2 separate regions of the Homo sapiens genome follow, and region 2 is linked to region 1. Evidence: read pairs that join two places in POLR2A ChIA-PET (ENCODE). Cell type or tissue: MCF 10A. All regions are shown on one strand. Each heading gives the region's core, and the rest is flanking DNA. Links, peaks and the distances in the headings are about the cores only.

What was found. Peaks named below come from ENCODE experiments on the same cell type or tissue, not always from the same donor. Only the 100,000 strongest peaks of a DNase experiment are listed, where the experiment ranks them.
Region 2: POLR2A ChIA-PET joins it to region 1 with 10 read pairs; 4 of 35 experiments call an interaction of 5 or more read pairs at or near these places.

Annotation. Positions count from the first base shown.
Region 1 is chr7:30,287,524-30,297,266 of GRCh38, reverse strand. The region is part of intron 1 of ZNRF2 (zinc and ring finger 2); the gene reads right to left. It overlaps MIR550A1 (microRNA 550a-1), which reads right to left and starts at 7,473; the gene lies at 7,377-7,473. It overlaps MIR550B1 (microRNA 550b-1), which reads left to right and starts at 7,377; the gene lies at 7,377-7,473. In MCF 10A, for the core only: no CTCF peak of the experiment used is centred there; a DNase peak (open chromatin) is centred at 6,786.
Region 2 is chr7:30,401,342-30,413,047 of GRCh38, reverse strand. It overlaps LINC01176 (long intergenic non-protein coding RNA 1176), which reads right to left. Exons shown (of 3, transcript NR_108081.1): 2 at 10,026-10,136; 3 at 8,993-9,446. Among named protein-coding and RNA genes, the nearest start is that of LINC01176, 16 kb to the right of the region's middle. In MCF 10A, for the core only: no CTCF peak of the experiment used is centred there; a DNase peak (open chromatin) is centred at 5,827.

The DNA of each region.
Region 1 (9,743 bases), core at 3,837-8,836:
CGGAACAGGGTAGGTCAGAGGGTCTCAAAAGAGACTTTAACAAGAAAATGAAATTCAGGCAATACTCATCATATGAATAATCTGAGAGGAGATTTATACAAATGAGGGAGGGTTGTAAAACTAAACAATTTTTAAACTAACAAATTTTTAAAAGACAAAAGAGAAAACACAAAATTGTACAGGAAAAGAAAAGCAGCCAAGTGTGAAAAGGACTCTGAATTATTAAAAGCTAATTAGATTCTGTACACTTCACAACTAAAATACAGAATAACTCACACTTAAAATACTACAAGTGGTTGATCTAACTTCTAAGTCTCATCTCCAGATAACAGCTAAAGAAATTATCTACTCTACCACCGACTTCTTATGACATAGGCTCAAAAGAGACAGTGCTTATGAAGTAACTTTCCTAACACATACATTACTATATGAAAGTAACTATATTAGTTCAACATTTATAAAGACACTTAAAGTGGCCAATAATAATATTAAATATTCTTAATTTTAGTTATTTTGTTTTAAAGAAACTAATGGCAATCCTCCAAAGAACTCTGCGTACGGTAAGGTGGTAGGAAGAGTGGACAAAAGGAGTTATTAAGGAACTGAGATTTCAAGGTGACCAGATATGCTGTTTTTGAAGAAGTGCTATGATAGACAGGAAATCTGGAGAATTACAAATCAAGACTTCAGGGCTCTCAGACTGAAGGGTGTTGAAGCACCAGCAAAGCAGTGAATTGCTTTAGTAAATGCCAAGTCATCCAGGTTGCCTGAGATGTAGTAAATCATGTAACTAAAATAATCTAAGTTTTTCAGCCTCTGCCCTGAAGCAGCAGCACACACTTAATGAAAACACTGACCTACCTTATCAACCATCCTTCCAACCATCTCCAACCGCCCACAAAACACGCTCACATTGATAACACTTTGTAACACATTCAAATGATTATAAAAGAGCTATAAGCACAGTATAATTTTACTTCTAAGGCAATTTTATAACTGCCTCCATTTGTACAATCTATATTATACCTATTTGGTTCAAAAATTAATTTACCTATATTTACATTATACAAATAAAAACATAACCTACCACTTCTTTCTAGAGCAATACATTTCTATATATAATTTAAACATGACAATAATTTTGATAATAATCTTACCTTAAAACATAATAATGTAGTTATCAAATACATTTTGGGAAACATTCAATATTTACAAAGTTTTTACCATGTGTTTGGCATAGTAAATGTGCTGAAAAACTCAATTCAAATGTTCAGGGGAGAATTTTGTAAATATAAGGAAGACACATTATAAAAATAATGAAAACTGGATTGTTTTTGCAAAATCTGAGCAGTTGGGAAGAGAAAGGAATACGGTATCAGAGTAAAGCACATGGTCTTTCTGAGGAGGGTGAGACTGGAAGTGCGGCATAAATCTTGGATGTTTCAATTTTTTCATTCATTGAAGAGGTTCATTCAATAGTTAAAAGTACGGAGATATGAAGTATGTGGACTACTTTAACCCTCACAATACTACAAAAGCAGGTTTTTGTTTTGTTTTGAGACAGAGTCTCATTCCATCACCCAGGCTGGAGTGCAGTGGTGCAATCCTGGCTCACTGCAACTTCAGCCTCCTGGGTTCAAGCGATCCTCCTGCTTCAGCCTCTGGAGTAGCTGGGACTACAGGCACGCACCACCACACCTGGCTAATTTTTGTATTTTTGGTAGAACCTGGGTTTCACCATGTTGCCCAGGCTGGCCTCGAACTCCCGAGCTCAAGCGATCGCCCCCGTCCGTCTCCCAGAGTTCTGGGGGTTACAGGTGCAAGCCACTGTACCTGGCCTGATTCTAGAGATGAGAAAACGGAGGTACAGAGGAACTAAGCAACTTGCTTAAGGTCAGCCCAAGAAACATGACTTGAAGACTTAAACTCTTCCCCATAATAACAGAATACAGCCTGGACATAAAGTGCATCCCATCTCTGCTTTTGTAATTTATGGACAGATGCGGAACTCAAACTGAGCTAATCTGAGTCCTTTCTGCTGGAGGTAGAGAAAGGTACTCCCTTCAGGCCTGAAAGATCGCATGTAGTTGGAAGTACAGAGAGTCTCAAGGCCCCAGCTTAAAGAAGGCCCATACTGCCTGGGGGCAGTGGCTGACACCTGCAATCACACACACACACACACACACACACACACACACACACACACACACACACACTCTCTCTCTCTCTCTCTCTCTCTCTCTCTCTCTCTCCTTCCCTCCCTCTCTCTCTCTGTCCCCCTCCCTCTCTCTCTAAATTTCAGCTCCAGGGGCATTGGGTCCTGCCTTTGTTCCTTCAATTCTCTAAGTTACCCTAGGATCCTTTTCAATAATTTGAAACAATATACAGTTTTTCCACTTAATGCTATTTTGAGTTATGCTTCTATCCTTTACAACTGAAAGGCTTAAGATTCTCTGACCATGGTGCAATACTTTTTTTTTCTGAGATGGAGTCTTGCTCTGTCACCCAGGCTGGAGTACAGTGGTGTGATCTCGGCTCACTGCAACCTTCACCTCCCAGGTTCAAGCAATTCTCCTGCCTCAGCACCCCCTAGTAAGCTGGGATTACGGGCACCTGCCACCATGCCCGGCTGATTTTTGTATTTTTAGTAGAGATGGGGTTTCACCATGTTGTCCAGGCTGGTCTCGAACTCCTGACCTCAGATGATCCACCCACCTGGGCCTCCCAAAGTGCTAGGATTACAGGCATGAGCCACAGTGCCCAGCCACGGTGCAATATTTCTAAATTAACACTAGAAGTAACGAAAGGGTACTAGTAAGGACCACCACAATAAAGCCACACTTTAAAATAACTTCCAAGTAAAAGAAAATATCGAAATGCAGTTAACATGATTATTCCCCGATAGAACTGATTTTAAAAGAAACAAAAATGTGTACTCAATGATAATGAAAATGGTAAGTATCCAAAGCTTTGGGAAGTGACTATATGTAACAAGAAGTAAACACAGCCTTAAACGCTTTTATCATTAAAAAATAATAAATAAAAAATAAAAGAAGCTAAGAGAAAGAACAAAATTAACTTTACAAAATGAGAACGAACAGAATAGAGGTAACAGTAGAAAAAATTAAAAACCAACAAAAATAGCAAAATGTGTTGTTCAAACTGAGCACTGGCTCTCTGAAACATATTACACATAATCCTGCCTGGGCAATATAGCGAGACCCTGTTCTCCACAAAAAGGAAAGAAAAAAAAGACAATAAAAATAAAAATAAATAACCCATTATGTATGCATGGCTTCATTCTTCTTTTTTTCCTCAGCTCACATATAAATAGGTAAATTAAAGAACTATTACAGACTAATCACAATTCAAGCAAAAATTAGGATATTCCACATGGTCGGAACTTATGAAATTCAAATGACTGAATACATCTATAATTTTCTGACACACTAATATTTTCGTCGCTAAAAAAAGAGCCCTGAATGAAATAATGACTCTGATAGGTGACATTACTCGAAATATATCCACCAATCTGCACTTATAAATATCAAAAACCTCACAAGTTTTTATGGGTTAAAAAATTTTACGTAGTCCCAAAGATTATACCTTGCTAGAAGCTGTTTCCATCTCTAATGAGCAATTTGGCAATAAAGATCCAATGCCTTGAACAAAAGTGTATCTTTGTTTCTGGCAATCCCATGTCGCTGATAAATTTCTAAGAACTGGCCGGGCACTCAGGCCTGTAATCCCAGCACTTTGGGAGGCTGAGGTGGGCGAATCACTTGAGGCCAAGAGCTCAAGACTAGCCTGGCCAACATGGCAAAACCCAGTCTCTACTAAAAATACAAAAATTAGTGAGGCATGGTGGTGCACACCTGTAATCCCAGCTACTTGGGAGGCTGGGGCACAAGAATCACTTGAACCTGGGAGGCAGAGGTTGCAGTGAGCCAAGATCGCACTACTGCACTGTAGCCTGGGTGACAGAGCAAGACTCCATCCCAAAAAAAAAAAAAAAAAATGTAAAAATTTGCTTACCAGGGTGTTCATGGCAACAGTATTTTATTACATCTGTACCAAACAAACAAAATGCTCAACCATAAGGAACAACGAAATAAATCCTTGACTCTTCATTTTCTCTCATACCTCCACATCTAATCCAGGTGGCTCTATCTTCAAAACACGGGATATGCAGAATCTGGCCACTGCTTAGCACCTCCAGCACTGCCACCCAGTCCAAGCCACTGTTATCTTTCATCTGGATTTTTGCCTCCTTGCTGACTCTTGCCACCTCACACAATAGCCAGAGTAATCCTTTAAAACCCAAGTCAGATTATGTCAATCCTCTGCACAAAAATACTCCCCATCCCTCTTTAAAACAAAAGCCGCAAACCACAGGTCAGTGGTTATGAGGCAGTTTATGATTCTGTCCCAACCTCATGCCACCCCACTATGCTCTCATCTTCTACAGCCCTCTGCACTCCAGCTGTAAGTAAACCTACATATCAGGTACACTCATGCCTCAGGGCCTTTATAGTTACTGCTCCCTGTGCCTGAATATGTTTTTACCCCAGAGATCCTCATGACTTGCTCCTTCACTTTCTGCTTGAATTGTCACCTTGTCAGTGAGGTCATCCTTAAAACCCGATTTAAAATAGCAACTATAGATAGGCCTCCACCCCAGAATCTCTATCAGCCTTTGCACTCCATTTTTTTTCCATTACACTCAATGCCCTAACACACTATGTATTTTACTTGTCTGTTTACTATCTCTCCCAAATAGAATAATAAGGCCCCTAAAAGCAGGGATTTTTATCTTATTTCTTCACTGCTGTACCCCCAGAATAGTGTCCGGAAAAGCGCGTCCTCATTAAATATTTGAGTGATTTTTGGAATACTGGGTAATAATTAAAAATCATGTTATAAAAAATTTTAATGTGATGTTAGAAACTGGTGGAAATGGAAACAGCATGTTATCAAAGAATATGTAACCCATGGATCAAGAAGAAATCATATGGGAAATTAAAATACATTTTTCACTGAATGTTAACAAGAACACTTCAACATCAGTGGGATTCAGGTAAAGCAATTCTTGGAGGAAAATGTGTAGCTTTAAAACTTTGTATTAGAACATCAGAAAGGTTAAAATCAAAACAATATAAAAATGAATGTTCCAAATTTTGTGTCTAAAACAAATACATATATAAAAGACATTAACAGTTATTTCTGGTGGTAAAATTACAAGCAATTTGCGATTTTTATACCTGCTTTTCCGTATGTTAGTTTTTCTCTAGTGAACAGGTATTATTTTTATAATTAAAAAAAAACCCAGGTTTTTAAAAAACTTCCTTTCCCTCTGGTTGAATTCTAACTGCTGGCCTCTTCCTCTCCCTGTCTCTTAAAATACTTGCTCCTCTGGATTCCATCCTTGTCCTTCGTCAATCTATATTCATCCCTTAGTAATCTTATCCACTTTCTGGATTCATTTATAACTTGCAAATTGATTTCTCAGTTTTTTGTAATATCCTGAATTAGAGACTCATGTTTCCAACCACTTAAAGTATACTTCTATCCAGATGAAAATCCTGTAGCCACTCAAATTTAACAGGCCTGAAAGGAACTCATTATCATTTCCTAAAACTTGTTCTTTTCATCTTTAATACTGGTTAAAGACATCACTATGTACCCAGGTCAATTCTATCAGTTCTAGCTTAGAAATCTCAATCAAATCTAACTTTTCTTCTCCCTCACCAATGCCATGTTTTCAACATAGGCATCTTCTATCAGTTATATTTTAAAAGAATCCTAACTTATTCTCCTGCTATCACACTCTCCTCCTTAAGAACTGAATCCTGATCAGGGTTGCTGCATACAGCCTGAAGTCTGCACCACTAGAGAAGGTTGCCATCCATGTAAACTACGAGTGTTAATTGTGCCCAATGGCCTAATCATGATACTCCCCCTGCTTTCAAACTTCATTAGATAAAACAAACCTACAGCACTATAAAATCTTTCAACTGGCTCCACTTTCTATTTTTCTAGCTTCAGGTTCTCATCATTCCTCTATGCACCCTACAATCCAGACATATTTAACTTTTCAGTATGCCCTATCAAAACCCACACTTTTGTGGATTTTTCTTTAGTCTGTACTGCCCTCTCTCCGTACAACTTCTAAATCCTTCAAACTACAGTTCAAACGTACCCTCCTCTGTGAAGCATTTTTTGACCAGCCTAGACAAAGATACTTCACTAAGTGTTTTGTTAACAGTTCTATTACAGAATTTGTTGCATTGTATAATGATCACATATATCCATCTCTCAAATTCAATGGAGAGTTGAGCAGTGCATAAAGAAGCTCCATATTTGTACCCTCAGTATCTATAATGTCCAGCCCCTAAAAGGGGTTAAGTTCATGTTTATTAATGCTATACTTAACCATATGCATTAGTACAACTTTTTAAAAGTAAATTAAAATGAGTTTAAAAAAGAAGTTACATGTTCAGCTGTCAATCTATCTATAATCCATGTGGCAGAAAGAACTGATGTGACTATTCTTGATTCCTACACTTCCTGGTGTTTAAACCTTTGTATAATTCCCTCCCCTTGCACGTGAACTGGACCTATGACTTGCTTCTAATGAATGAAATACAGCAAAGGCAATGGGTTGTATGTGATTACATGTACACGATTATGTAAGAACATAGCACCAGTTCACCTTTCCTTTGCTTACTTTGAAGAAGCAAGCTGCTCTGAACCTAACAGACACAAGGAAATAAATTCAGCCAATAACCCAAGGAAGTCTGTGGGCAGACCTTTCCCCAGTTGAGTCACTAGATAACAACCCTGCCCTGACCTACACTTTGACTGCAGTCTTAAAGAGGACACAGCTAAGTTGTGCCCAGCCTCTTGACCCACAGAAATTGCAAGGCAATAAACGTGTTGCTTAGAACCACTAAATTTGCAGTCATTTGTGAATAAGCAGCTTAGAAAACGAATAAAATCAGAACCTAAGGTATTTCTGAACCCTTTGTTCACAAAAAGGCCTATGTTTTGTCCAATTTCTTAACAAATAAATGTCATGTACATGCAAAATTAAAACACAGACTAACATTTCAAATAACAGTTCTTAAGAATATTCACATAAAACTTAGGAAGTAATTTGCTACATAAAGCAGTTCCTACACTCTCTTTTAACACATTTGCCAATATACCCAATTATACATAATACTACATGTAATAAGTTTAATATTAGGGCAATTCTCCTTAAAACCCAAATAATAATAAATAGTTTAAAAGTTGATATCTCATTAATGATATTTGGTAATCAGAAGAACTTAGTTACTGGTCACCAGGCAAAGCGATCAAATTGGAGGAGAGCAAGAGACTTGTTGGAGATGTGCCTGAGGGAGTAAGACACTATCTTACAACAACAGGGCTCTTACTCCCTCAGGCACTGCACCAGCCAGCAAAGCATCAAAATACCAGGTTCTTAGGTCACGCTGCTCTCAGATCAGGTGATGCCCTGTGCAACTCACCAATCCTCCCCACCTTGCAGTCAAGAATAATTCCAAAAAATTCCCAAAGCAGAAACTTCCATGACACAGGCCACACTTACACACAGCAAAACATGTAACACGAAGGTATGAAATTACAAGTGAGGAACAATAACCACCAAAATTCTTATTACTTCAGGAGTGGCAGGGGTTGTGGTTAGAAGGCTCATTTTTCTTAGAAAGAGGCAAACATTCCTCTTCGGCCACTCCCCATAAAAGCCTTCAATGGCACAAAATAACATTCAGGAATAGGAAATAGATTAATTACAATATCCCAAATTCAAACATTTTGGCACTTGATATTGGTAAGAAGTGATAACTGAGACCGATTCCATAATGGTTAATTGATGAAGATAACCTAACACCATAAAACTTCACATCTGCCTTAAAAATTAAGAGAAATCTTCCTAGAAATACAGGTCTTATTCAACATATTCAGTTTTAAGAGATAACCCACACTCCTTCAATATAAGAAAACATGTTTCACAAGTAGCAAGGCACCTGAGTTACAATCAGACTACTGAAATACTCATGAGCAAGCCACACCCAAAAAAGCTCAAGAAAATCAGGAGGCCAAAAGCAACCCAGCACCACTGGTTGTCTTAGATTAAGTCATTTTACATTTTCACTTCTGGACTCAAGGATACATTATAGAAGTCCACACGATTTCTCTGGAAATAATCTCCATGTATTGGTATATTTCTATAGCCCAATTCATCTACCCCATCCTTGCTGCATCATTAAAGGCTATTTGACCACTCATATTATGCTCTTATGAACAACAGCTACTTGACAGTGGAAAAAAAAACGTAGACGTAAATTAAAGCCAAACAAACCCTAAAATACCATCAACATTTTTAAATATTAGGAAATACCCTTAAGACCTGTTTTAAAACAAAGGTGATGGACGACACTAGCAGTAGTCAAGAAAGCGTCTGTTCACTTTAACACTCCTCAGTCTGAAAAGAATAATAAGGACAAGATTTACTTCACCTAAAAACTCCTATATAAATATAATCACATTCTGATGTCTGGCAACTCAATTCTAGGAAATTTCTACACACTGAAATATCTGGATTAGGCATTTTTCTTCCAGTTCTCTAGAGAGAATAAGAGTGTATATAGCCAAAACAGATGTCCAAATGACATCAAAACATAAAACCAACACAGAAAACTTCCTCGTTCAATGTGGCAATTCATTATGAGAGAACTACTAACAATTCCACTTGCTAGACTCTTAAGTGTTAAAAATAAAAGGGGGGGACTGTTTTTCATTTTCTATAAATTACATGAGAGCTCACAAGAGAATAATTTTGAATCTTATTAGTACCACATTTTCTTATTAGGAGACGTTAATAATATAAACAACAATTAAAACAACAGTTTTACAAAAAACAATACGAACTTTCCACTAATTCTGAAATAATCCTTTTATCAATTTTCAGATGCAGTTATTTGTATATAACCATTTATACAATTTGTAACTGAATAAACACAATAATGTTATAATAGATACTAAAAAGTTAAGTAAATGTGAACTAGTCAAGTCTTTTTTAATTATAAGATTCTTCATTTAGCTCCCTAAATCTCAAGATGATGAGAAACATGCTTCTATTGTTTTCCTAATAACCCGTCCACTAAAATATAGGTAAAAATCTCAGTAAGGCAATGCCACTAAGATGGGTTTTTACGTAAATGTATTCCATCTCCCTGCCTCAACAGAGATTTCAGGATGTGGCACTTTCATCTGATCCTGTCATATAATAAGAACAGGTAATTTCTCTGATGTCTTTCCAGCAATTCTCAACTGAGGTTCCTCATCTGAATCACCAAACACAGGAAATTATTTCAGTGACTTTTCTCAATTGTTCCAAGAATGATACATAACTAAAACCGTTCTAAATGCACTGGAGCTAAAAGTTAAAATTCATTGCACACTACGGCACAATTGTCTCCAGAAAGCCGGGTGAGAAAGGCTGCTGTAAGTTCCTCAGAAAGTGTCACTGTACTACTAGGCCCCAGTCACCCAACCCCAACAGCACTAAAAGAACTATAATGAGTGCACAAATCTAGAACTTAGATAAGAAAAAAGATAAATGCTTTATCTCCAACTTTAAGCAACTAGGTATTTTTACTTACTAGGAATAGCATGGGGCTCAACTGTCTCTTGCTCTGAATAGAATGCATTTACTT
Region 2 (11,706 bases), core at 3,762-8,761, 120 kb before region 1:
AGAGTTGGCTGAGGGCACCTTAAAAGAACACTATTGTGGCAAGTTCTCTGGAGACTGAGGATCTGGGTTCAAATCCCGGTACTACCAGAAGCTGTGTGAGCTTGGACAAATGACTTAGCATTTCTGTACCTGAGCTCCCCATCCATAAGAGTTTTATAAAACAGTGCTCCCCTTGCAGAATTGTCTGGTTGTGAGTAAATGAATTAATAGGTGTAAAGCACTTTAAACGGTACCCAGTAGCAACTCCTGTTACCTAATGAGAACTTTTTCCTCTAGCACTGCCTTAATGAGCATCAGGGATAGGGCAAGAGAAGAAAAGAGACTCTGCCAGGCCATCCTTCCTAACATTAAGAGCCCCTCTACGACACTGCCATTTTCAAACTGATAGCAAAGTCCAGTCTTTTAAGCCCAGAGACTGGAACCCATTTCCAAGGCTGAATACCTGTGGGATTGGAACTAACTATTGTCTATACTTGAAATTGTCTTCAGTCTTATTCTGTCAAGAAGCCACATGTCCCAGTGAACACATATCCAGAAACATAGATCAGGAAAGCCAAAAACCAATTTGCATTTTGATTTGATTTCACAGATGTTAGAGTGTATCATCTGGCTTTCCACACTAAAATCATATGATTGAAGGTTCTTTGATGTCAGCATTTGGTTCTCTTTCCAGCACTCCTTTCATTCACTGATGAACATTGCTCCTGATTCCCCTGCCTGCAGCAAAAATGAATGAGTGAGCCGGAGAGGAGAGTAGGAAGGAAGGAGATGAGAACAGAATAGAACAGCAAGGAAGGACGTGGGTGGGCTAATTCCTGGAATCTTAACTTCCACCCTCTATTGCCACCATCCTATTGATGTGTCCAGGGAGGACTGGCCTGGTGCCTAAGGCCATCAGCTGCATCCTAAGCACACTGACGTTTCCTGGAGCCAGTAAGCTCATCACCTGCTGAACAGCTGTGGGGACAGCTCACCTGCCCACTGCTGCTTTCAGATTCCCAACTGGATATTCACTAGGTGATGTGTAAGATCTTCCTTCTGCTGAGAAAATGCACTTAGCTTGTTTCCAATTCACTTTCCCAGGAGAACTCACGGGTGATGAAGACTCTTCCACTTGAATCCTCTAGTCCATTGCTTCTCATTATCACCCCTGTAAGGAGACATTTTAGATATTTTCCCCAATCTCTCTCCCATCTTGAAATTTTAATACCACTGATATACTGTGTTTCTGTTTATGTACAACTGCAACCCTCTGAAGGCCACAAACCATCGAATAACTAAGTTCCTTTTTGTCTCCCAAGAATTAATTTTGCCCCTGTGGGGATGATAAAGCTCTTACTGAAAATCTCATCAAACCCTAGATAAGTCTTCTCATGCTTGTTGTCTCCAAGAACCCTTCTATCACCCTCTCTTTCTGTGTAGAGCGATTTGCTTTCTGCACATTATTCAACTTTCAATACATCTTAATAGTTATAAATTTAACATTCTTATTCTCTTTTCACTCTATCCTAAAGACAGTTTTATCTATGTGCAAGAACTGTGCTTATATTAGGAAAAGCAGTGCTGTTTGTGAAAGGGGAACAGGCCCTCCTAGCAGGGACAGTTGTTGCCTGAAGCCTTCTGGTCCCAGTTGCTTCAGAGATGAATTTCTGCAACATGTCCCGAATTACTGCCACCTGGCCTTTGGGGAGAACTTGAGGCTAACTTTGGCTTTGCTGCTGTGCAAACTTCCCTTTCTCACTTTCCAGTTCCCCCTCCCTAACTCCCCCTCTAAGAGACCCAGTGATACCCAGAATTCCCTTTTAAAATAGAACCCAGGCCTCTGCCACTCCGGGCTGCCTACTTCCCACATCAGCCCACCCCATGCATCATTGCTGAGCTTCGCTAGGTGTTGGGGACATCAGACTCATTCAGGCAATTCAGAATAAAACGCAACTGTCTCACAGGACTACCCATGTCAGATAGTTTAATATCAGAAGAGGAGCTGGCTGATCCAAAAACTCTACTTAGAAACACAAAGGATGAGAAACTTCAGGTCAAGATAATCTTCATTTCTCCTCAATTGTCTTCCCCACAGTTCCAGAATCATTCCAGGGTATGGTTGGCATTTCTGAAAGGGTTTGATCCCTGCAACACCTTAAGCAGAGCTCAAAGTCCATCTACTTTCTATCTATCCAACCATCCATTTGTTTCACAAATAAATACTGAACATCTGCTTTAGGCCAGGTACTGTGCTGGCTGATAGGAAATGGTTAGTGTCATGTCTGGACTTTTTACCCTACTTGCAAGTTAGTAAGTTAGACTGTTACTGTTTTGTGGATGCTGGCACAGGACGCAAGCCTCCTGGGTCAGAAGCACAGGACTTTATGATCGACAGAACAGTAGACAACATGAGCACGAGCATGTCTGCATCAGCCCCTGTGCCCCGTAGCCCACGAAGACAGTGTGCTGGGGCACAGGTGGATGCTACACATACAGTGGCTTTGCATGGCAGCTGAAGAACACTGAGCTTGAGGAGCCTGCCATTTTATAGCAAGCAGTAGCAAGTCTGCTCTCCGAACTGGAGGGAGCTACTACTTTATCCTCAAGGTTGTCTGCTGCGAACATAATGTCTGCTGAGAAGCAGTCTGAGTAGAGTGGTCAGGGCCTCGCCTTGTGTGCTTACCCAGCAAGAATGTGCTGGATGCTCAGGACTCAGGGCAGATCACCTCTCTCAACAGTGAACTAAAAACACGCAGAGAGCCTACACTCGCAGCACATACGGTCTAGTGGGGAAGATGGATATATTTATTCAAACCACCAAGTGGGTAACTGCCAAACTGCAACCATGATGAGTGCCCAAGGAAAGGTGCAAGGGCTTTCAGGGCCTATCATAGGCGTACCGTTCTCCCTTGAAATCAAGGACACAATCTGCAGGGAGGACAGTGAGGTTCAGTAAATGAACAGCATGGGCCAAGGCCCCATGGCTCCGAGGAGCCTGGCCATGAAAACTGGATCATAGAACTCAAGGAGGAGCACAGCACAGGTGGAGCTGGGAAATACAAGGTAAGGGCCCACCCCAAGACAGGCCAGTGTTTCTTAAACTGTATACTGTGACCTGCTAGGAGGTTGTGAAAGCAATGGGGTGTACGCCCAACCTCTGTTTTTAAAAAATGAAACAGAATAGAATATCAGAGTCCACCACAGAGTAGCACCAAGAAGCAGTGAAAAGCACGGGTCTGGACCCAGACTGCCACTCATTAACTGTACAACCTCAGACAAGCAACTGAACCTCTCTGTGCCCAAGTGGCTTCAGCTTTAAAGTGGTCATAAGAACATGTGCATCGCATGGGTTCTTACAGGGACTAGATGAGTTACTATTCACAGCACAGCAAGAACAGTGTCTGGCAATCAGTAACTGCCATGCAAGTATTTGTTAATCAAATAAAGGGTAAGTATTGTCTTGTGACACTTTTATAAAATATACATCAAGTGTACTGAGTTTCAATATAAACTGTCTTTATTGCGAGTAAAGGTCAAAAAAGTTTAAGAATTTTGGTCTTTCACAGAAATCTGAAGCCCCTGAAAGATTTCATCAGAGAGGAGTGGCACCAACAGGTTTACATTCCGAAAAGATGGCTTTGGCTGCAGTATGAAGTTGAGGACCTTATGAGACAACCAGCTGGGAGGCTCTCGCAGAAGTTGAGGCAGAGATGATGGTGGCTCATGGGCAGCACTAAGAAATAGCCACAGGGACCCATAGGCACTGATATTGCATGCAGAGATCTTGAGAGCTGTTTTGTGCATTCTGTGGCTAGGTCGCCGATTAGTGGAGAAAATTTTGTGATGGCATCTGAATCTACCTGGAACATCAGTGCCTATATTGGTCACAGCTTCTCTGGTGGCAAATAACAACATCCTTCTCTGGGTATCTTAAGCAAATGGGGGCATTTATAGGATAAATCCACTGGGGGCTAGCACACCAGCATGGAAAATGTGGTGGGGGGGGCAGGAACCAAGATAGTTCTGGAAGGCTAAGAAATACAGGAAGCAGGATCAACACCACCAGTACTCCACTGATACATTCATGAATGACTTCTAATAGTACCGTCTTGGTTTTACTCTTAATATTCAAAGTTCTTGGCAGACACAGCCAATCAACCAAGGTCAGGTCACAGGCAATGCCTTAGCTGACAGGAGACAGAGAGAGGGAGGATGTTAGCCCCTTTGTCTTTCATAGTGGGAGCTGGGGCAGTCACCCACCCAGATGACTCACAGTGGGAGATTTTCCCAGAATAGAAAGGGGCACCACCGGAATGGGTGAAGGATGGCACAGGGGGCACTGATGGTACAGGGAGTCAAGAATGATTCACGGGCTTTTGGATTGTGGGGTCATTTTGAAACTACTAGAAAAGAACTGGATTTTGTTTGGAGGGAAGGGTGAATGAGGAGGAAGCACAGGGCCGGTGTGGACATAAATTGAGTTTGAGGTGCATGTGAGATAAACAACTGGAGATACACAGGGCTGGGGCATAACAGAGGCCTGAGGTAGAGAAACAAGTTTGGGACTCAACAGGATATAGATAGTATTGAAGACATGGTCAAAGATGAGGCCAACCTAGGGCAAGAGTAGAGTGAGAAAAGACCAAGCACGAAGTCTTGAGGAATTCTGTCACTTAAAGACAAGGTAAAGGAGGATGAGTCTTCAAAGGAAACTAAGACAAGGCCAGAAAGGTTGAAGGAAAAGCAGACGGATGGTGGCGTGGTGTTGAGAAGAAGTCAACCACCAGTAAGAAAGTTTCATGCTCATGGATTTAGTGACAGGAAGGTCATGGGTCACCCTCATAAGAGCTGTTTTCATAAATTAATGCAAGGAAGCCAGACTGAAAAGGATTGAGAAATAACTGGAAGATGAGGATATCCTTCAAGAAATACAATGTGGGCTGGGGCACAGTGGCTTATGTCTGTAATCCTGGCACTTTGCGGGGCTGAGGCCCGTGGATCACCTGAGGTCAGGAGCTTGACACCAGCAAGACCAACACAGTGAAACCCCGTCTCTACTAAAAATATAAAAATTGGCCAGGTGTGGTTGTGGATGCCTGTAATCCCAGCTACTCAGGAGGCTGAGGCAGGAGAATCGCTTGAACCTGGGAGGCAGAGGTTGCAGTGACCAAGATCACGCTATTGCACTCCAGCCTGGGTGACAGAGCAAGACTCCATCTCAAAAAAAAAAAAAAAAAAAAAGGAAAGAAAGAAATATGATATGGAAGGGACAGGATATGACAGTAGCTCAAGAGGGTTATGGAGTCTAGGGAGGGTTACTGCAACTGCATCTGACTTAAAACAAAGGGAGCTCAATGTTAATGGCAAAGATGAAACTGGGTTCATTTCTTTAATTCCCAATTCTACTAACCTAAATGTATGATGTATTGGTAATTATTTTATTCTCATATATAGACCTGAAAAGTAAAAAATAAACGATTACATTATTAAATAGAACTTGATTCAGGGATTATGAAAACAGTCTCAGAGTGGGACTCTGGTATTAAATATGTGACTAATATGTTGTATATACGTAAATGATTTGCCTAACTCTTGTACATATGGCAGATTTTTGCAGTAAATAGTCCCCAATAAATCATACTCCCCTCTACGCAGGTGACTCACTAAATAATGGCACATCGGCAAACACGATGCAAGCAGGAGCTTGAGACATACTTGCAGATTGGGGCTTGCCCTCTCTTGCTGCTGGGAACACTTCCACCAACATGTGAAAAATCTCAGGCAGGCCTGCTGGAGACACACAGTCCAGCCAGCACCTATTTCCAGACATGTGAGTGAGGCAATGCTGGACCAACTAGCCCCCAGCTTCCCACCTGCTCACTGTAGCCGCATGAACAAGTAGGGGCAAGAGCCCAAATTTCTGACTCACAGAATCATGAGTTAATTTAAGACTGTGGTTTTAAGTCGCTAAATGTTGGGGGTAGTTTGTTACCCAGTAAAAGATAATTGAAACAGTACATAAAAGTTAAGGAAGGCTAACTGCTGTAATAATAAATAGAATGCTAAATATACAACGGCTTAAATACAATAGAAGTTTATCTCTTGCTCATGTGAACAGTCCAAAGAGGTTTCAGATTGGTGGCAGGCGGCTCTGTCCCATACAGTCACTCAGAGACTCAGGATGTCCGTCTGTCATCGCCAATGTGTGGTTCCCAAGGTCACCTTGGGCATCATCAGCCAGACGGCAAAAGCAGAGAGAGCAAAAAGGACAGCAAATGGGAAGTTTTATTGGGCCCAGCCAAGAAACATGACATGTCTCCTACTCATATTCCATAGGCTAGAACCCAATCACGGGACCAAGGCTAAGTGCCATGAAGGAGTAGTTGCGCGCCTAGGAAGATGAGGAAACAATATGATGAACAGCAGGCACCACAGAATTGTACTGGCTTTTTTAGAAAATAAAAATCACGTTTGTCAGATGCAGCATGGCATAGTGGGAACAGGCTGAGGGCCAGAAAGATCTGCGTGAGATTTTGGTTCCACACTTGTTAAGTGTTTAACCTGGGAATATTACCTAATCCAGTTAGACCTTCATTTCTTTATCTACAAGATAGGGAAATACTTTTTTCATTGGGTTGTTGTGAAATTGGTGTAGTTTAATCTCTACACGTGGTAGAGTGCCGGGTACATGATCGGTGTTCGATAAACGGTAGCTACTGGCATTAACTAAATTGAATGGTATGATAAACAAATCAAAAAATATGGAGGGAAGAGTAACACTAAGCTGTCCAGATAGCAGTAGTATTAGCCATGATGCTTCCAAATTAAAATTACTGAAGTCCAATTAGCCAGGCTTGGTGGCGGGCACCTATAGTCCCAGCTACTTGGGAGGCTGAGGCAGGAGAATGGCATGAACCCAGGAGGCAGAGCTTGCAGTGAGCCGAGATCGTGCCACTGCACTCCAGCCTGGGCGACAGAGCAAGACTGTCTCAAAAAAAATTACTGAAGTCCAACTCAGTGTAATACAAAAAGAAGGGATTAGAATGATACAAAGAGATGAGGTGACTCTCAACATCAAAGGGAGACCTGTGGACTGGAACCCCTTTCAGGACTTCAGAGACTCAGTCTTTTGTTTTGTTTTTCGTGTTCTATGTCCACTTATATTCTTTGCTTCATTCTCCCCAGTTATAGACACACCTTTTGCCTCCACAACTGCTAATTTTAAAATGTGCGATAATGGTATTGTAGTTATGTTTTTAAAGAGTCCCTTTCTTGAAATACACATTGAAGCAGTTATGGATGAAATGATATCAAGGTTTTGCTTTAAATACATTTTAATATATTTGGGGATGCAGATGACATCCCCAAATATATTAAATTTGGGGATGAGTGCAGATGACAAGATTGGCCATGGGTTGGTCATTGCTGAAGTTAGGGGATGGGTGGGGCATTTCACTACATAGCCCTCTGTAGGGTTCTGCATCTGCGGATTCAAATCAGATCAAAAGTGTAGTTAGGTCTATGATGGTTGTGTCTGTACTGAGCATGTACAGATTTTTTTTTCTTGTCATTATTCCTTAAACAACACAGTATGACAACTATTTACATAGCATTTACATTGTATTAGGTACTACAAGTAATCTAGAGATGATTTAAAGTATGTGGGAGGATGTGCATGGGTTATATGCAAATACTGTGCCATTTTATAGCAGGGACTTAAGTGTCGGCAGGCTTTGGTATTCACAGGGGGTCCTCAGACCAATCCCTCACAGATACTGAGGAATGACTGAACCATCCTCTCTACTTTCATATATATTTGAAATTACCCATTAAAAAATAAAAACAAAGGCCCAACACTCATCTCGTCTTGGCTTAGCAATTCAAGAAAAGAAACAAATCGGGTTGGTCCATCTTATGTTAATTTTTTAGCTGTGATTTTCTGCCTTGGTGAAAGCTTTATGTAGTTAAAAGGAAGAGTGATCAGCATTTTCATCCATTTGGGTATGAACTTTCTGGACTTTAAGAGAAATGGGTAAAATGATATACATAAATCAGGACTTGACAGGGTTGAACTCACTACAATCTTTTCATGACCACTTTGCTAGAACACTTTTCCCATTTTTCTTACATCACCTTATGAGAGGCAGAGCTATTCTGGCAGTGTTTTCCTCAAGCACCATTGTATTTAATAGAGTCTCAGGAGAGACAAGTTCAGAGAAAAAGGCACAAGGACTGCAAAAGTTATGGATCTATTTTCTAGTGATGTAGATAATAAGCTTTCAGAATAGTCATGTGTATACTGAAGGTATCTAGTCAGAATGCCCAATACATCAGAGATCTTCTGGCCAGCGGCGCAAAAGAAAAGGATAAAGAGGTTGAGAACTAGTTACTATTGTTTTCTCATGTGATATATTTTCTAAAGAGAAAAAAGCTCTGTTTCTCTTTATTACACTCAAGGTGTGCATAGGTTTTGTAATCGTGTTGCTTGAACTGGTTGATCTCATGTATTATGTTGATCACATAAAAAATAAGGATCAAGGGGAAGAAGGTATTGATAACCTTAGAAATAAAGCCTAGGGGCTGGGTACGGTGTCTCACGCCTGTAATCCCAGCACTTTGGGAGGCCAAGGCAGGCAGATCATGAGGTCAGAAGTTCAAGACCAGTCTGGGCAACATAGTGAAACCCCATCTCTACTAAAAATACAAAAAATTAGCCAGGTGTGGTGGTGTGCGCTTGTAATCCCAGCTACTCAGGAGGCTGAGACAGGAGAATCGCATGAACCTAGGAGGTGAAGGTTGCAGTGAGCCGAGACAGTGCCACTGCACCTGGGTGACACAGCGAGACTCCATCTCAGAAAAGAAATAAAAATAAAAATAAAAAAAGCCTAGGGATATAGGGAGCCAGAATTCCTTGGCTATAACCTAGTCTTTGGTCTTTGGCAAAAAAAAAAAGTATATTTGGAATTTAACTTTAACTTTTATAATTAGACATCTTTGCTAATCAGTCTCATTTGTTATATCCAAATCAGACTTTTAATTTTCACAGATATGCCAAATTGTCTGTTCCAAAGATGGGCATCACAATACATCCCATTCCATGTGCTTCTCTTGCTATGTAACACTGACACTCCTTCCAACAGGTGGTAGAAGTCTGTCTTCTCCCCGTGCTCCTAGGAAGACCTTCATGTCCTCCTTGACCAACAGGGGATGGTGGAAGTGACTCTGTGTGACTTGTGAGACAAGATTCTAAAAGTCATGCACTTCTGCCTTGTTCTCTTGGGATAACTGCTCTTGGAACCCAGCCATTGCAGTGAGGAAGTCAAATAGCTCCATGGACATGCCATGTGTAGGTGTTCTGGCAAACAGCCCCAGGTGAGGTTCCAACTGACAGCCAACGTCAACCACCTGACGAGAATGAGTCTTCCAGCCTTGATCTGCTGAGTCATCGCCAACTCCAGCCAATACTGTAAGGAGCAAAGATGAGCTGTTCTGCCAATTGTAGCCCAAATTGCAGATTTTTGAATAAAATAAATGACTGTTATCATTGTAAGCCACTAAGTTAGGAGTGCTTTGTTATGCAGCAAAAAATAATTAGAAGAACAAATATGACATTATTAAATTAGTAATGCTTTTGACTTTTAGTACACGGGGGAATAGATAAGTAAAATGTTGAATAAATATGAATAAAGTGGAATATTTCTGAAGCAGTCAGAGGGATGAATTAGCCATACATGCAGCAACATAAGTCAATCTTAATACACAGTGAAGAACTAATCATCAGAATGCTATACAGACAATATATTAGGCCGATTTTGCACTGCTATAAAAAAATACCTGAGACTGAGAAAAAAAAAAAAAACCTGAGAAGAGGTTTAATTGGCTCACAGTTCTGCAGGTTGTACAGGAAGCATGGTGCTGGCATCTGCTTAGCTTCTGGAGAGGCGTCAGGGAACTTTTACTCATGGCAGCAGGCAAAGCAGGAGCAGGCATGTCACATGGTGAAAACAGGAGCAACAGAGGGCGAGGGGAAAGATGCCTCACACCTTTAAACAGCCAGATCTTGCTAGAAGTACCGCAAAGACAGCGCCAAGGGGATAATGCTAAACCATCCAAGAGAACTCTGCTCCCATGATCCAGTCACCTCCCATTAGGCTCTACCTCCAACAAAGGGAATTACAATTCAACATGAGGTTTAGAGGATACAACATCCAAACTATATCAGACAATAACCATTTATAAACATGTAAAAAAAAACTAAAAGAAATCTTAGGTATTTTTGAAAGATTCATAAAAATCTAATTCAATGTACAGAAGGTAGATCAGAAGGACATATATTAAATACACTAGGGTATGTAGTTAAATAACTATAGGATTGGGAATGGGAATAAAGGGAGAAAATTTTAAAAAAGTCAAAAACAAGAGAGTGTTATGTAATTTCCAGACTTGATTCCCATTTCCTTCTAAGTCACACAGCTAAAATCTATTTCCCAGCCTTCTGTGCAGTTAGGTGTGGCCATATGATTTAGCTCTAACTATTGGAATGTGGGCAAAAGAGATGTAAGTTATCTCTAAGCCAAGCCCCTCAGCAAGGAAAAAATGGCCTTGGCAACTAATAAATAGATACCAAGATGGACCACATCCTATCCTGGGTCATGTAAAACAAACCTTCACAAATTTAAAAGGACTGAAATCATAAAAAATATATTATCTGTTCATAATGAATCTAACTAGAAATCAATAATAACAGAAAGATACCAGGAAAATCACAAAACAATTAGAAATTAAACAACCCACTTTTAAATACTCCAATGGTCAAAGAGAAAGTCTCAAAGGAAATGTAAAAATACACTGAAGGGAATGAAAATACAACATATAAAAATCTTTGGGATGCAGTTAAAGCAGTTTCACTTTTAGAGAAATTTATAAATTTAACACTAAATGCTTATATTGGAAGATGGTCTCAGATCCAAAACAAAGCTTCCACCTCAAGAAACTACAAGCGGAAGAGCAAAATAAACCCAAAGCAAGTAGGAGGAAGGAATAAACGTAAGAGTAAAAAGTCAATGAAATTGAAAACAGAAAAACAATAGAGAAAAATGAAAGCAAAAGTTTATTCTTTGAAAAGATCAATAACATTGATCAACCTCAAGCAAGGCTGACAAAAGGTGGGGAGAAGAAGAGAAGAGGGAAGGAGAGAGGAGAGGAGAGGAGGGGAGACAGGAAGTTAAGAAGGGGGAAAGTGCAAGAAAGACATAAATGATCAATATTGGTAATGAAAGAAGGAATACTATTACAGACCCAGCAGACATTACAGGATAATAAAGGAATACAACAAACAACTCTATGCACATAAATTTGACAATTTAGATGATATGGACCAATTCCAAACTATAAAAACACCCAAGATAACAGATAACTTGAATAGTCTCATAACTACTAAAAAAATTGAATTAACAGTTTAAAACCTTTTGATAAAGAAATCTCCAGGCCCAGATGGTATCACTGCTGAACTGTAACAAACATTAAAAGAATAAGTAACAGTAACTTTATACCATCTCTTCTGGGAAACAGGGAAGGGAACAACTAATAAGTGAGTTAGCAGGGTTGCAGGATACAAAGTTCACACACACACATACACACAAATGGAACTTATTTCTATACACTAGCAACAAATGTATTGAAACTGAAATTAGAAACACAAAACCCTTTATACAGCTGCTCCAA